Regions from separate parts of the Homo sapiens genome. Here regions 2, 3, 4 and 5 are each linked to region 1. Evidence: chromatin contacts called from ENCODE Hi-C or POLR2A ChIA-PET data. All regions are on one chromosome and are shown on one strand. The core of a region is the stretch at or near the end of the contact, and the rest is flanking DNA. Distances in the headings are between cores, read along the strand shown. Region 1 holds the start of LINC02090 (long intergenic non-protein coding RNA 2090). Region 2 holds the start of UBB (ubiquitin B). Region 3 holds the start of NCOR1 (nuclear receptor corepressor 1). Region 4 holds the start of SNHG29 (small nucleolar RNA host gene 29). Region 5 overlaps TOM1L2 (target of myb1 like 2 membrane trafficking protein).

Evidence for each region. Hi-C counts contacts between places; a loop is a spot of excess contacts on that map. ChIA-PET counts read pairs that join two places held with the same protein, here RNA polymerase II (POLR2A). Pooled maps may share reads with other maps.
Region 2: a pooled map shows a loop between it and region 1 (6-fold over the local background). The contact joins the promoter of UBB here to the promoter of LINC02090 in region 1. A Hi-C loop is called at or near these places in 6 of 37 single-sample maps with no recorded cell type and 5 of 50 pooled maps. POLR2A ChIA-PET finds 5 or more read pairs at or near these places in 1 of 52 experiments (GM12878).
Region 3: a map with no recorded cell type shows a loop between it and region 1 (5-fold over the local background). The contact joins the promoter of NCOR1 here to the promoter of LINC02090 in region 1. A Hi-C loop is called at or near these places in 10 of 37 single-sample maps with no recorded cell type and 4 of 50 pooled maps.
Region 4: a loop to region 1 is called in a map with no recorded cell type, with 14 times the contacts of the local background. The contact joins the promoter of SNHG29 here to the promoter of LINC02090 in region 1. A Hi-C loop is called at or near these places in 6 of 37 single-sample maps with no recorded cell type and 3 of 50 pooled maps. POLR2A ChIA-PET finds 5 or more read pairs at or near these places in 2 of 52 experiments (activated B cell and activated T-cell).
Region 5: a pooled map shows a loop between it and region 1 (4-fold over the local background). The contact joins the enhancer-like site here to the promoter of LINC02090 in region 1. A Hi-C loop is called at or near these places in 3 of 37 single-sample maps with no recorded cell type and 3 of 50 pooled maps.

Annotation. Positions count from the first base shown.
Region 1 is chr17:16,986,811-16,989,687 of GRCh38, reverse strand. It overlaps LINC02090 (long intergenic non-protein coding RNA 2090), which reads right to left and starts at 1,359. Exons shown (of 3, transcript NR_146886.1): 1 at 1,165-1,359; 2 at 638-773. RefSeq lists enhancers at 1,017-1,236, 1,869-2,699.
Region 2 is chr17:16,379,739-16,382,438 of GRCh38, reverse strand. UBB (ubiquitin B) reads right to left here and starts at 1,348. Exons shown (of 2, transcript NM_018955.4): 1 at 1,255-1,348; 2 at 1-537. The coding sequence starts at 531. RefSeq lists an enhancer at 1,369-1,648.
Region 3 is chr17:16,214,190-16,216,889 of GRCh38, reverse strand. NCOR1 (nuclear receptor corepressor 1) reads left to right here and starts at 1,356. Exons shown (of 46, transcript NM_006311.4): 1 at 1,356-1,528. RefSeq lists enhancers at 1,091-1,150, 728-1,643, 1,644-2,560 and a silencer at 1,421-1,890.
Region 4 is chr17:16,437,586-16,440,285 of GRCh38, reverse strand. It overlaps SNHG29 (small nucleolar RNA host gene 29), which reads right to left and starts at 1,299. Exons shown (of 4, transcript NR_045025.1): 1 at 1,226-1,299; 2 at 33-101. SNORD49B (small nucleolar RNA, C/D box 49B) reads right to left here and starts at 777; the gene lies at 730-777. SNORD49A (small nucleolar RNA, C/D box 49A) reads right to left here and starts at 250; the gene lies at 180-250. RefSeq lists enhancers at 94-995, 1,301-1,630, 1,691-1,880, 996-1,895, 1,896-2,700.
Region 5 is chr17:17,957,271-17,959,970 of GRCh38, reverse strand. All of the region lies in intron 1 of TOM1L2 (target of myb1 like 2 membrane trafficking protein), which reads left to right. Among named protein-coding and RNA genes, the nearest start is that of TOM1L2, 14 kb to the left of the region's middle. RefSeq lists a silencer at 1,628-1,677. Within about 2 kb of position 1,395, at least 22 of the 41 ENCODE cell types and tissues checked have a DNase peak (open chromatin) inside an H3K27ac peak, as active enhancers do.

The DNA of each region.
Region 1 (2,877 bases), core at 110-2,609:
AGCACCTCCCTTTCCACCAGGAGCCAAGAATACCCAGGTTGCTCATTTGAACCCATATGGTGAAGTTTCTCTCTCTCTCTTACTCTCTCGCTCTCGCTCTTGCTCTCTCTCTCTCTGTAATTTATTCTGTAATTTCGGTTTTCAAAAACAAAACCCTTCCATAGTACAAAGTTCTCAGACTGGGTGCTGTCTCCAGTGAGTTCCTTGTAAAACAAATACGTGTTGCTTGTGGTTGTACAAGTTGCACAGCTACGCCAGGAGGAAGTAGACAGCTGTGAACGAGCTGGGGCCACACCTGCTTTGTGGTGGGGCTGTCCCTTGCATCCTAGGATGGTTGGGAACATCCCTGGCCTCTACCCCCAGATGCCAGTAGCAATCCCTCCCACCCCCATCATTGAGACACCCCAGATGTCCCCAGCATGGCCACATGTCTCCTGACAGTGAAGGCAGAAGCACTTTGGTTGAGAACCGCTGGTGCAGAGCAGAAATGGCCTGATGAGAAGAGGGATGAGAGGCTGAGGTGCCTGCAGTCTCCCCTCTGTGTGTCTCCAATCCACTTTTGTGTTTTACATATGTAGGGAGGCATTATGAACAATGTCTAGTGCTATGTTGGGGTCCGTGTTTAAAATGTACTTACGTGCAGCTGTGCTCTGCCCTGCCTGTCCGCGCTCGTTGCTGTGTGGCTTGTGTCTTTGACCTGTTCTGTGATGCTCCATTACAAGAGCACATTGCATCACATTCATCCCTTTCCCGGTTACTATATCAGGCAGGACCTGGGCAGGAAACAGTGGTGCGGTCAACATGAAAAAGAGCTGAATGGACAGACTTTAGCAAAGCGTAGGCAGGGCTGACAAAAACAGTGCCACGTTGTCTTCCTGGGGTTCATGGTTTCAGATGCTGCTGCAGGGACTGTCTCTGCTCATGGCTCCTAGTGTCCATGTGCAGAAGCATCTCCAAAGGCCCTTGCAAGGGGACTCACTGGGGCCAGGTTATCCACAAACACCGTGATACTCAAAATCTAGTTTTACCCTAAGGAGGTAGGGGATGACTCTTTGGATCTAGAAGTGAAGGCACCTCCTAAGGGAATTTATCCTGAGTCACCTCCTCCTGGCAACTCACCCAAGGACTCCCCATGGGGCTTCCTCACACAGAGATATCCCCTACCATAGGAAAAAGACTCCTGGGTCCGGCCTCAGCTCCCTCTCGTTGGCTGTGCCTGTGTTTCTCACTCATCTGGCCAACCCACAGAAGTGGGTGGAGCCGGGTCTGTGCTGGGCTCTGGGGAGCATCTGACGAGTCACTGCAGAAGCAGCACTTTCTGCAGGAAGAACAGAAGTGTCTGCCTGTCTCTCACTTCCTTTTTGGGGCCTGGGAGGGTTGGCCTGTGAGTGGCCAGCTGCTATTTATGGGGCTCGACTGCTCTGTGTGAAACCCCAGTCTCTCTCGAGAGGGAAGAGTAGTGGGAAAGGGTGGTGCCAGGTGACATTGCCCCTGGTCTGGGGTACAATCAGCCCAGGTGCAGCGGTCACAACGTCAGAGTAGGGGGTGTAGCTCAGGGGTAGAGCATTTGACTGCACAACGTCAGAGTGAAACCCATCTAGGTCAGGATGGACGTGATGGGTTTCCTAACAAATCAACTCTGTGTTCCTTGTATTTGTAGACGCTCAGTGTATAGAGTGGGCTTTTAGTTGGGTGACCACATTCCAACCCCCCTGATTTGGACAGAAGGGGAAACTGAGGCCCACAGAGGCTAAGTGCCTAGTCTGAGGTCACATGCTGAGCTTGGGACATCAAGAGGACTAGAGTCCATAGTCTGGACTCTCATTCTAGTGCTCTGCCTTTTCATGGGGGTGGCAGGGTCACCCGTTTGGCGCAAAATTAAGCTGAGTTTCAAAGGCCACTGAGCATCTTCCCCAGCCCCAGCCATTCTCAGGGTCCTGGGAGGAGGACAACTGTCTCCTGTATTGTCTTGAACCCCTGGTGGATGGGCGGGGCAGGGGGTAGGAAGGGGCAGAGAAGGGGCTGTCCAGATGTGACACATCTGGAGTCTCCACATCTGCCCCAGGGGTGATGAACAGAGCTGCCCTCTCCCGCCTGTTCATGGTGGCCTTCGGTCATCTTTAGTTTTGTACCACCCGGGTTGCTTTTGGGTGTGCCTTGTGACCTGTTCTCGCTGGAATGAAATGGCCTGTGCATTCCTCCCTTCCTCCTCCTCCCTCTCCACCTCCCTCCCTCCCTCCTCCCCCATACGTGTACTGAGCCCATACTCTGTGCCCCTTGCCTTTGAGATGAATGGCCGGGGCTGTCCTAACTGAGGAGGCAAGATTTGGGCAAGCTTCCTGGGAGGCAAGCAGTCACCCAAGCACACATCTGGGCAGAGAGCATTCCAGGCAGCGGAACAGCACAGAGGGGAAGTTGTCAGCATTGGCCTGGTGTGAGCAGGGGAGAGTGGCAGAGGGCTCAGGGAGAGAAGGCCCAGGTTCAAGGCCCAGGGCCATTATAAAGATCCAGTGTTTAGTCAGAGCAGCTGGGGAGTGGCAGAGGTTCCTGGGCAGTGGAGGGCTCAGCTGTGGCTCAGGTGCTAACAGAGTACATGGCACCTGGGGGTGGGGGGGCCTCTGAGAAGGGGCTGGTAGGGGGTGGCTTGAAGCAGGCCTGAAGGTGGTAAGTGCTCAGATGATTTTGGTCATATTTTGAACGTAAAGCCAACAGTGTTTGCTAATGGATTGGTGGAAGGGAAGGAGACAGGGAGAGAAAGAGAAGTCAAGGATGACTCCGGGTACTTAGGGCCTGTCTTAGTTTTAGACCCAACCTCACAATTCTGGTGGGCATTGCCCTAATGGGGGCTATCCCTCTGTGGCATTCTTTGAATTCAAG
Region 2 (2,700 bases), core at 99-2,598, 610 kb after region 1:
ATTTTCGATGGTGTCACTGGGCTCCACCTCCAGAGTGATGGTCTTGCCGGTCAGGGTCTTCACGAAGATCTGCATACCACCTCTCAGACGCAGGACCAGGTGCAGGGTCGACTCCTTCTGGATGTTGTAGTCAGAAAGAGTGCGGCCATCTTCCAGCTGCTTGCCTGCAAAGATGAGCCTCTGCTGGTCGGGAGGGATGCCTTCTTTATCCTGGATCTTGGCCTTCACATTTTCGATGGTGTCACTGGGCTCCACTTCCAGGGTGATGGTCTTGCCGGTCAGGGTCTTCACGAAGATCTGCATACCACCTCTCAGACGCAGGACCAGGTGCAGGGTCGACTCCTTCTGGATGTTGTAGTCAGAAAGAGTACGGCCATCTTCCAGCTGCTTGCCTGCAAAGATGAGCCTCTGCTGGTCGGGGGGAATGCCTTCCTTATCCTGGATCTTGGCCTTCACATTTTCGATGGTGTCACTGGGCTCCACCTCAAGGGTGATGGTCTTGCCGGTAAGGGTTTTCACGAAGATCTGCATTTTGACCTAGTTTAAAAGTAAAACATAAGCGTGTCACCTCAGGATCATTGTATTTCTTGCTTTTACACCTAATATTCTTCAAAATTAGCAACTATTCCTTCAAAATGCCTTAAATACGTTAATATTCCGCAAGCCTCCCCTCAATTTTACAAGGCTAAGTCACTTAATACGAAATTCGTCATTCAAGGTTTCAACGTCAACAGCGGAAAATCCAGAGCGCTCTCTTACCAAGCGTCCACAGCTTTCCCCACTAACTGTTCCGGATATTCAAACTCCCCCGACCGAACTCCAATCTGCCTCAAACCTAAGCACGGTGTTAGGCAAACTGAAAACAAAACCAAACCCACAAGACTCGCGAAATAAAAATCCCATTGAAACACAAGAAGGGGCACCTTTCTCACACTGGGATTCCAAAGTAAAGGCTTCCAGAAACCACACAAACTACCTCTTTTCCGCCTTCCCCGCGAAGTAAACTCGACAGAATCGCCGATCGGTTAGGCGTCCGTTAGTTTCCGTCAACGCGCGCGCGCGCCAACCGCCCTCGCCCCCCTCAGGTCAACAAGGCCCACTGTCCCGGAAAGGCCCAGCGCCGCGTCACCTCGCCCTCCCCTCCCCCACGCCCTCCCCTCAGCGGCCCACCCAACCCCAAGAAGCCTCCACCTTGACCTCACCCATTCCCCCCTCTCACACCCCCCCAAGGTCGTTACGGCTGCGGGCCAGTACCTGTTAGCGGATACCAGGATCCTGCCAATCACCAACCACGTCCACCCACAGGGACACAAACAAGCTCACCCAACAAAGCCAACCGCCCCTAAATGCTCCGGGCTGGCGGAGCGCAAATTTATGCAACGAGTGTTGCGTCACTTATCACCCCTCACGTAGACGCCGTCTCCGTGCGCCGCTGAAAGTAGTTCGCCGCGCCCAACCTCCCGAGAGGCAGTTTAGGCTTTTCAACTGAGCCCCAAATTCCTCATAGCCGTAAGAAAGGCTCCTAAAAAATTATTTCCCTTCTCCTCTATGCGCTTCTCTTCCTTCTTTAGGAAAATATAAGAAAATTATCAGGCGGATGAATTTGAGTTGAAGAAACCTTCCTCGAAAGCTCTGGAAACTTCCTTGCAGCGCCGGCACTGATTGGTTAGGCCTGCGAAGGCGAGGTCGGCGCTGATTGGTGGGGGACGCGGTGGCTCTGTTGTTGCTGGGCTCCACCTGGGGTGGCTTAGCGCCGAGGTTGCTAAGTAACTGAGCGCGCGTGCGCCGCACAGGCGCGCCGTCCTGAAAGAGGGTATTTCCGGCGGGAGAAGGAGGGGGGGTCTTTCCTTTTTTTTCTTGAGACGGAGTTTCGCTCTTGTTTCCCAGGCTGGAGTGCAATGGCGCGATCTCGGCTCATCGCAACCTCCGCCTCCCGGGTTCAAGCGATTCTCCTGCCTCAGCCTCCCAAGTAGCTGGGATTACAGGCATGCGCCACCACGTCCGGCTAATTTTTTGTATTTTTAGTAGAGACGGGGGTTTCACCATGTTTGTCAGGCTGGTCTCGAACTCCTGACCTCAGGTAATCCACCCGCCTCGGCCTGCCAAAGTGGGCCGCCGCGCCTCAGAAGCGGGACGGCGTGGCACCCGATATCGAGACACCTGATGGTGATTGTGAAGCACAATTCCCTCTCCCATGTTTTAAAAACGCGCGCCCCTGGCCGGGCGCGGAGGCTCACGCCTGTAATCCCAGCACTTTGGGAGGCCGAGGCGGGTGGATCATGAGGTCAGGGGTTCAAGACCAGCCTGGCCAAGGTGGTGAAACCCCGTCTCTACTAAAAATACAAAAAAATTAGCCGGGCGTGGTGGCGGGCGCCTGTAATCCCAGCTACTTGGGAGGCTGAGGCAGATAATTGCTTGAACCTAGGAGGCAGAGATTGCAGTGGGCCGAGAATGTGCCACTGCATTCCAGTCTGGCGACAGAGTGAGACTCTGTCTCAACAAACAGACAAACAAAAAACACGAGCCCCTCATACACTGGCCAGTTGTTTTTGCTTTTTTGTGACAAAGTCTGGCTGTGTCCCCAGGCTGGTGTGCAGTGGTGTGATCACCGTTCACTGCAGCCTTGACCTCCAGGGCTCAAGTTATCCTGCCACCTCAGCCTCCCAAGTGGCTGGGACCGTGGACCACGCCTGGCTTTTT
Region 3 (2,700 bases), core at 107-2,606, 770 kb after region 1:
CAGCCCGTTATCCGTATGACAGTTTTCCAAAATAGCCAGTTACACCAACTTTGTTATTCCTTCTCACTTTTGGATGGCTTTCTTTACCTTTTTTTTTTTTTTTGAGAGGCTCTGTCGCCCAGGCTGGAGTGCAGTGGAGCGATCTCGGCTCACTGCAACCTCTGTCTCCCGGGTTCAAGCGACTCTTCTGCCTCAGCCTCCCGAGTAGCTGGGACTATAGGCGCGCGCCACCACGCCCAGCTAATTTTTGTATTTTTAGTAGAGAGGGGGTTTCACCATGTTAACTAGGCTGGTCTCGAACTCCTGACTTCGTGATCCGCTCGCCTCGGCCTCCCAAAGTGCTGGGATTACAGGCCTGAGCCACCGCGCCCGGCCCTTTCTTTTTTTTTTTTGAAACGGTCTGGCTCCGTCGCCCAGGCTGGAGTGCAGTGGCGCGACCTAGGTTCGCTGCTACCTCAGCCTCCCGCGTTCAAGCAATTCTCCCACTTCGGTCTCCCCAGTAGCTGGGATTACTGGCGCGCGCCACCACGCCCGCTTAATTTTTGTATTTTTAGTAGTGACGGGGTTTCTCCATGTTCGTCAGGCTGGTCTCGAACTCCTGACCTTAAGTGATGGCCCGCCTCGGCCTCCCTAAGTGCTGGGATTACAAGCGTGACCCACTGCGTCCGGTCGGGCCTGGCTTTTCTAAAGGAACGTATGCGTGCGGTTACGAGGAACCGTCGTTTCCCCAGCAGGGTGAGGCTGAGCGTGCACTTAACAGTCGCGAGGGCCACAGGCTCCTCTTGCAAGTAACTTAAGGTTAAGGAGCAACATCGTGGACAAATCGGCCTCGCCCAGCATTTCAGTGAGGGCTTGGTGCGAATTCCAGCCAGAGCCCTAGAAAGTATCTTGGGCAGGTCGAAATGCACCCCTCCAGCTCCCAGCCACGAGGGGACCGGCTTCCCTGTACGCAGCTCCGGCCAGAGGAGGCCGCCGCCGCCCCACCACGCCGCGGAGGGGTTTGCAGGGTCCCTTCCACGGCCTGGAGTTTTTCCTTTTCCCACGCCTGAGGAAGGCCTCGGGCGCGCGGAACAGACGGGCAGGCGGGGGGCGCACAAGCCCAGGGCACGATGGCAGCAGCGCTGGATCCGGCTGGGCGCTGCTCGGCCCCGTATCCGTCCGAGAGGACCGCCGCTGCCAGGCCTAGAGGAGACATGAAGAGACCGGGCGCAGCGCGACCCGGGAAGCTCCGCCGAGGTAGGAGAGGCGCCCGGCCAGCGGAGGGAGTTGGTCTCCCAACTCTCCGGAAGGAGGAGGAGCCGGCGCTGGAGCCGCCTTAGCCGCGGCTCCGCGGGCTGGGGGGAGGGAGAGGGGTTGAGTCAAGATGGCGGCCAAGGTGGCGAAGCAGCAGCCGCGGCGGCGGCGGCGGCTGGAGTGAGCGTCCGACTCGCCGCGCCGAACGAGGTCCCGGTGTAGGGCCGCGCGCCGTGGCCGCGTCCCACTCCTCAGGCCGGGGCGCACGTCGGCTCCCACGCTTAGCCAGCTCCCGGTGAGTAGGCCCTGGCGCCTGCAACCCCGGCCTCCGGGCTCCTGCTAGTCCGGGGGCTTCCGAGGGCTCCCGGGGCAGCAGCCGCTGGGACGGTTTCTCCGCCGGGCGGGGGGTGTCGCAGGCCTGGGCAGGTCGGGACCCGTCCTGGCCGCCTGGCCTCTTCCACTCGGCAGCCCAGGAGAGAGCCGGGCGCGGCGGGGAGCTCGGGCTGGGCTAGCGGAGGCTTATGGAGTTTGGAGGAAGAATGGGCTGTGGCCGGGCCGGGGCTGGCCCCGAGGTGTCCTGTGCGGAGGGGCGTGCGGAGCCTACAGGGCCTGCGAGGGAGAGCGGGCAGCCGGTGCCCCGGGTGGGGCCGGCGCAGGTGGCGGGCCTGGGCTCACTGAGGCGGAGTTGGTGGCCGACTTGGAAGTGTAGAAGGGGCTGCGGAGGTTGACAGCCATGGACAAGTGCGTGCAGAGTAAATTAGTTCACCTTTCTAACAGACCGCTTCAGGGTGTAATGGCGAAGGCTGGGTACTGGTGGAGATGGCAAAGATCCGAACACTATACCTTCTGCCGTTTATTGTTGGTGTTTTCTTAAGCGAAGTCCGTAAGTGCACCCCTTTTTGGGGAGAGAGGAATTTGAGAAACTGTAGTTGTGAAATCAGCCTTTATGGAGAGGAGACTGAATTCTTCAAATTAACTGGATCAGGAATAGTCATGTATTAAAGGAATGGATGGGAATAAGTGATATGGACGAAAACTATTTGCTCAGGAAGTGTCAGTTTTCTTTATGTGATGTTGCATGCTGCGGTGCCTCTTCCACAGAGTTAACCTTGGAGAGTAGTAGTATAGGTAATTCTAATCTTTGGGATTAGTATGTAAACCTGCATCAGATTTGCTTCTCTAATTATATCCTAATTATATTGAAATTTACATTCCTTGTGTGCACCCTGGTGAGGCAGTGATGGAAGGCTGAACATGGCACTGTGCAAGGAGCAACAGGCCCGGGATTTAAAAATGCCTACAAAGATTCATTCATTCGTTCAATATATCTTGATCAATAGCTGCTGATGCTGGGTCACATGTGATTGTCCTGTGGATAACTGAAGAGTTGATGGCATCGTTTAATTTTTAATAGCTTTTTAAAATGTTTTGATGTACCTTTTCATGAAGATATTTATTGGATGAACC
Region 4 (2,700 bases), core at 50-2,549, 550 kb after region 1:
AGCCACTAGCCTCCCCATAGAGCAAGGCTTACCTCATGGCAGGCTCCTGGCTCCAATACTCAGCTGCCAAACATGATGCTGATTCTTCACGAATTTGCAACCTAGGTGAATATAGCAATTAGGTCACCGTTCAAACAAGTTTACTCCTGGGAACCAGCAAGTGGTGAAGACTTGACTGCAATCAGACAGGAGTAGTCTTCGTCAGTTATCGCTTCTGACGGCACTTCCTATTAGTGATTTCATCAGAGCAGTCAAGCACCTCACAACCCTCCAGTACTGTTCCAACCGCAGATCTAGACCCTACCTGAAACTTAAGCTAACCCTGCTACTGGAGACATTTCTTAACGAAGGAGTTTGTTTCTGCATTATCAGTTTGCTTTAAATGCAGTTCTAGGTTAGGACTGTGGCTGAAGCAGCCATCTCCAGTTTCTATTTAAGTTCCACCCTATGCAATGACATGATAACGTTACCCTAAAGTGTATAAAACACCTAAACGTAGAAAACTGTCAAAACGCCAATTTCCGTGCATTCAAGTGACAAAACTACGTTCCATGTTAAACCCTACACCAGAGAGCCTCTCACCTCGTGGCTACCCCGTCTTCAGCACTCTGCAGTGGGTACGCAATCTTAAAGAGGGAGTAAGGACAGGAATTCAGGGCAGGGCTCTGGCAGTTACGGTCAACTAAGTTGTAGAGGTTTCAGCGACTGCGGTCAGATAGACATTAGACGTCGTCAGTTATCGCTTCTGACGGCACTTCCTATTACAAGTATCATCAGGACAGTCGAATAAGTCTTCCAGTAATACTGTTACAATCTTACCGACGTACACCGCCCTCGGGGTACCCCAAACTGCAAGCCGACCCCAACTTACCCAGTTCTCTCGGGTTTGCACACCCCCACTGTGGGCCGGGGAACCGGGTCCCGGCCTTCGCAGACTCCAGGCTCTGGCAGATGTGGCCCTACCACAAAAGAGTGATCCATGAGCCTCAGCCACGGCAGCCGGATTCGGCCCCGCGCTGCCCTGCCAGGCTGTCCAATACCGGGCCGCAGCGCCCGCCGCGAAAGCCACGCGGGCGCAGGAGCCGGGGAGCCACGCCATCTCAACAGCTGCCCTCCGCCCTCTAGACAGGCTTCCCGGGAACATCTCCCCAGAGACCACAGAAGCTCGAGCTCTTTATTTGCTCTTGCCCCCCAGCTACTACTCCCAGATTCCTAGAGAGCCTACCTCCATAACAACGGGAATGAAAAGGTCACACCTTATGTGCGCCAGGCCCTTAAGGAGTCGGAATATCCCAATCCTCACAAAAGGAGGGGGACGCTGGCAAAGACTCATGGGAACTTTCCGCCAAGTAACGATTTAGACCGGCGCGCTACCCAGGACTCCCCCTCCTGTTGAGTCTATGGTCTCTTCCACAGCCCCGGGAATTCTGGGTCACAACACGCGCGGGGAGTTCCAGGGCGCCTGCGCGAGGGCTGGATCGCGCGTTTGGGCCCCACCTCCGCCACTCCTTAGCTGGGTGGTCTTGGGCCAATTACTCATTCTCTTTAAGCTTCCGATTGGTCCTCTAGTAAACGGAGACACCAGCGCCCCAGAAGATCACGTGAGATGACACACGTGAAAGCCTGTAGAGCTGTGGCACAAGGCAGCCATTCATCCTAGTAGCTCCTCCTGAATCTATTGAGCGTTGCCAAATACTCTCCCCACAGCTATTTCACCACATCCACGGGGCTTCTCAAACCCCTGCGCACTGGTCACCCTCATTACTCCTTTAGCACGACCTTTAGGGAACGAGCTGACGTCTTATCTAGATCCACGTCCATCCTCTGCTCGCCTCTGGGGTAAAGCTCTGCCCACCTCCTTTCCTCTCCTCATTCCTTGGGGCCTCCTCCACCTATGCCCCTGCCTCACCTTCCATGGAAAACTCTCTCTACTGTGGCTTTCCTTTCAGCCTATGAACATGCTCAGCTCTCTCCTTGAAAAAGAATCCATGCAACCACGTTTTGCACACACACGTTATACCAAGGGAAAGAAATTCATTTTGACTGCAAAAAACTGGGAAGACAATCATAAGACCTTTTGAGCTGGCCTCAGAAATAAGTGTAGGGTTTTTGTTGTTGTTGTTGTTGTTGCTCGTTTTTGTGTTTTTTTGAGACGGAATTTCGCTCCTGTTGCCCAGGCTGGACTGCAATGGCGCGATCTCCGCTCACCGCAACCTCTGCCTCCCGGGTTCAAGCGATTCTTCTGCCTCAGCCTCCCGAGTAGCTGGGATTACAGGCATGCGCCACCACGCCCGGCTAATTTTGTATTTTTAGTAGAGACGGGGTTTCTCCATGTTGGTCAGGCTGGTTTCGAACTCCTGAACTCAGGTGATCCGCCCGCCTGGGCCTCCCAGAGTGCTGGGATTACAGGCGCCCGGCAAGTGTAGGGTTTTATTTTATTATTATACTTTAAGTTCTAGGGTACATGTGCACAACGTGCAGGTTTGTTACATATGTATACATGTGCCATGTTGGTATGCTGCACCCATTAACTCATCATTTACATTAGGTATATCTCCTAATGCTATCCCTCCCCCCACCCCCAAGTGTAGGGTTTTAATGGAGGAGGGGGGCTTCCAGCAAGAGCCAGGTCAAGGGATCAAGCACGAGGTCTCTCGGCCTGCATGAATTTGGGGAGAGTGCTAAGGAGGGAGGGGCAAC
Region 5 (2,700 bases), core at 146-2,645, 970 kb before region 1:
CTTTGGATTTGCCTTAGAACTACAGTGATGGATGGAGGAAAAGACGGAATTTAAACACATGCTAAATTGTCTAACTGACCAACTTGCTTTTAAGACATCACCAGCTGCTCTTTTAATCATTAATGAAGCATAAGCCTTGTAGTCTGGGAGGCATGTCAAAAATTCTGTTTCGGGTTTTGGTTTAAAATTGAGTGTAATGGAGAGAGACTGATTCTTTCATCTCAGAGAATTGGGCTGTCTTTGAGAGCTGGGGACAAGAACTGGGTCCTGTAATAGGACACTGTGGAGTTTTTTTTGCTGCTCCTCAAAGGAGAAATCACACAGATTTCTGGCACGTCATTAGTCGAAATAGGAAATGAGGCCTGAGAAATGATGTTGCTTGGGGTTTGAAAGCTGAATTTGCTAGTGGCTTCCAGAGAGCGAGAGTCTCCTATGCTAACTGTGGAAATTCTTAAACCAGCAATTCAAAGAATCAGAAGACTCTAGTTGAAAGGGTCTTAGTGGTATTTGGTCCAACCCTCTAATTTTTGCAGGTTGTGGAAACAAGGCCAGAGAGGGTGTCTGTGATGTATGACATTTCTGACAGCAAATGTGCAGGGATTTTTTTGTTGTTTTTGTCTTTTTTCTGATATCAAATGGATGTCCTACAATTGAATTCAGTTTTGACACTAACTACCTGGAGCTGGTGCGGACCCCAGAGGTTAAGGGCTCAGTCCCACAAGACTGCCCCCACTTCACATGCCAGTCACAAGTTCCTGGTTACCATCTGTACTTCCCATGACCGGCTATAAATTGGGGATTCCCGTGATGCCTTCCCCATGTTTGATCATATGCTTGAATGGCTCACAAAATTCAGGACAACACTTTACTTACATTTTCGTGACAAAGGATATAACTCAGCAACAGCCAAATGGAAGAGATTCATCGGGCAAGGTGTGGGGAAGGGGCAGAGAACTTCTGTGCCAGCCTCCCAGCACCTTTATGTGTTCAACTTGGAAGTTCTTTGAACCCCATCGTTTAGGGGTATTAATGGAGGTTTCATTATGTGGGCATGAGTGATTAAATCTGGCCATTGGTGAATAACTCAACCTCTAGTCCCTCTCCCCTTTCCGGAGGTAAGGTGGGATGAGGGTACGGCTAAAAGTTCCAACACTGAAATGTACCTTGGTCTTTCTGGCTAGGGAGCCCCAATCTCATTAGCATACAAAAGACACTTATCTCTCAGGAGATTCCAGGGGTTTTGGGTGAGGTGTGCCAGGAACCTGGACAAAGACCAAATATATATTTCTTACTGTATCACAGTAGGAGACTTGCCAAGGTCCCACAGTGACTCAGTTTTATGACTCTTACATGTCTTCCTATTTAGCTCACAGCCTCTTGCCAGTCATTTAGATATTTGTATATGGGCAGGGAGGGTAAGCATGGGGTAGTAAGTCTGTCATTTTAATGGAGTGGAAATTTTCAACTCAGCCTCATGAAGGTAAATACATTTTATTGTTTGAAAGTTAGTCTCCTGTTTTTGACTGGGCTTGGTTGGGGGTACTATTTAGCTCTAGATTTGATGGTTTAAATGAAATTAGCTCATAAAATCACCAATGGTCTTCTGTTTTATCTACTTTTTCTGGCACTGGTCCAGACCAGAGAAACCAATCCCAGGCTAGGACTGGGAAAGTCTGGGACTGTTCACTGCTCTGCTGCTGATTTGCTGTGAGACTTTGGGTGGGGCACATCCTGTCAGTTACTCATTTGAAGAGCATGGTTTGTTCGTTCGTTTGTTTTGAAGAACAGAGGTTGAACAAGCTTTCCAAGTTCATTTCAGACCTAAAGCTTAAGGCCCAAATCAAAGTGGCTTTTAGTTTTTCTTTTCTTTTTTTTTTTTTTGAGACAGAGTCTTGCTCTGTTGCCCAGGCTGGAGTGCAGTGGCACAATCTCGACTTACTGCAAGCTCCACCTCCTGGGTTCACACCATTCTCCTGCCTCAGCCTGCTGAATAGCTAGGACTACAGGCGCCCACCACCACGCCCGGCTAATTTTTTGTATTTTTAGTAGAGACGGGGTTTCACCGTGTTAGCCAGGATGGTCTTGATCTCCGGACCTCATGATCCGCCCACCTCGGCCTGGGATTACAGTCGTGAGCCACCACGCCTGGCCTAGTTTTTCTTAAGACTTACAGCTTTCCATAAGAGACTGTACATACCTATGAATCATATGTGTGTGTACGTGTGTGTGTGTATAGCCTGTGATATGTAAGTATATACACACATGTAAATACATGCACACAGGTAAATATATACATATACATATTTTATATATATTTTATATAAATATGTTATACTTTATATATATTTTGTGTAAATGTATATATATTTGCCTTCTAATGATTTTCACTGAGGTAGTTTACTTGTAGTAAAATGCATACATTTTGTTATAATTTTGACACATGCTTACATGTTGTCACCTTACCCCATCAAGATACGCACTGTCAACCTCACCCCAGAAAGCTCCCTCAGGTCCCTTCCCAGTTAATCCTCTCCTCCAACACACTGCAGAGGGAACCACTGATCTTTTATCTCTTCTAGAAGTTCATGAGTGGAGTCATACAGTATATGCTCTTTTGTGTTGAATCCCAGTGATATTTTGAAGAAGAATCATATGCATTGTTTTCTCTACCTGCCATTTTGAAAGGCTGTATAAGGGAGT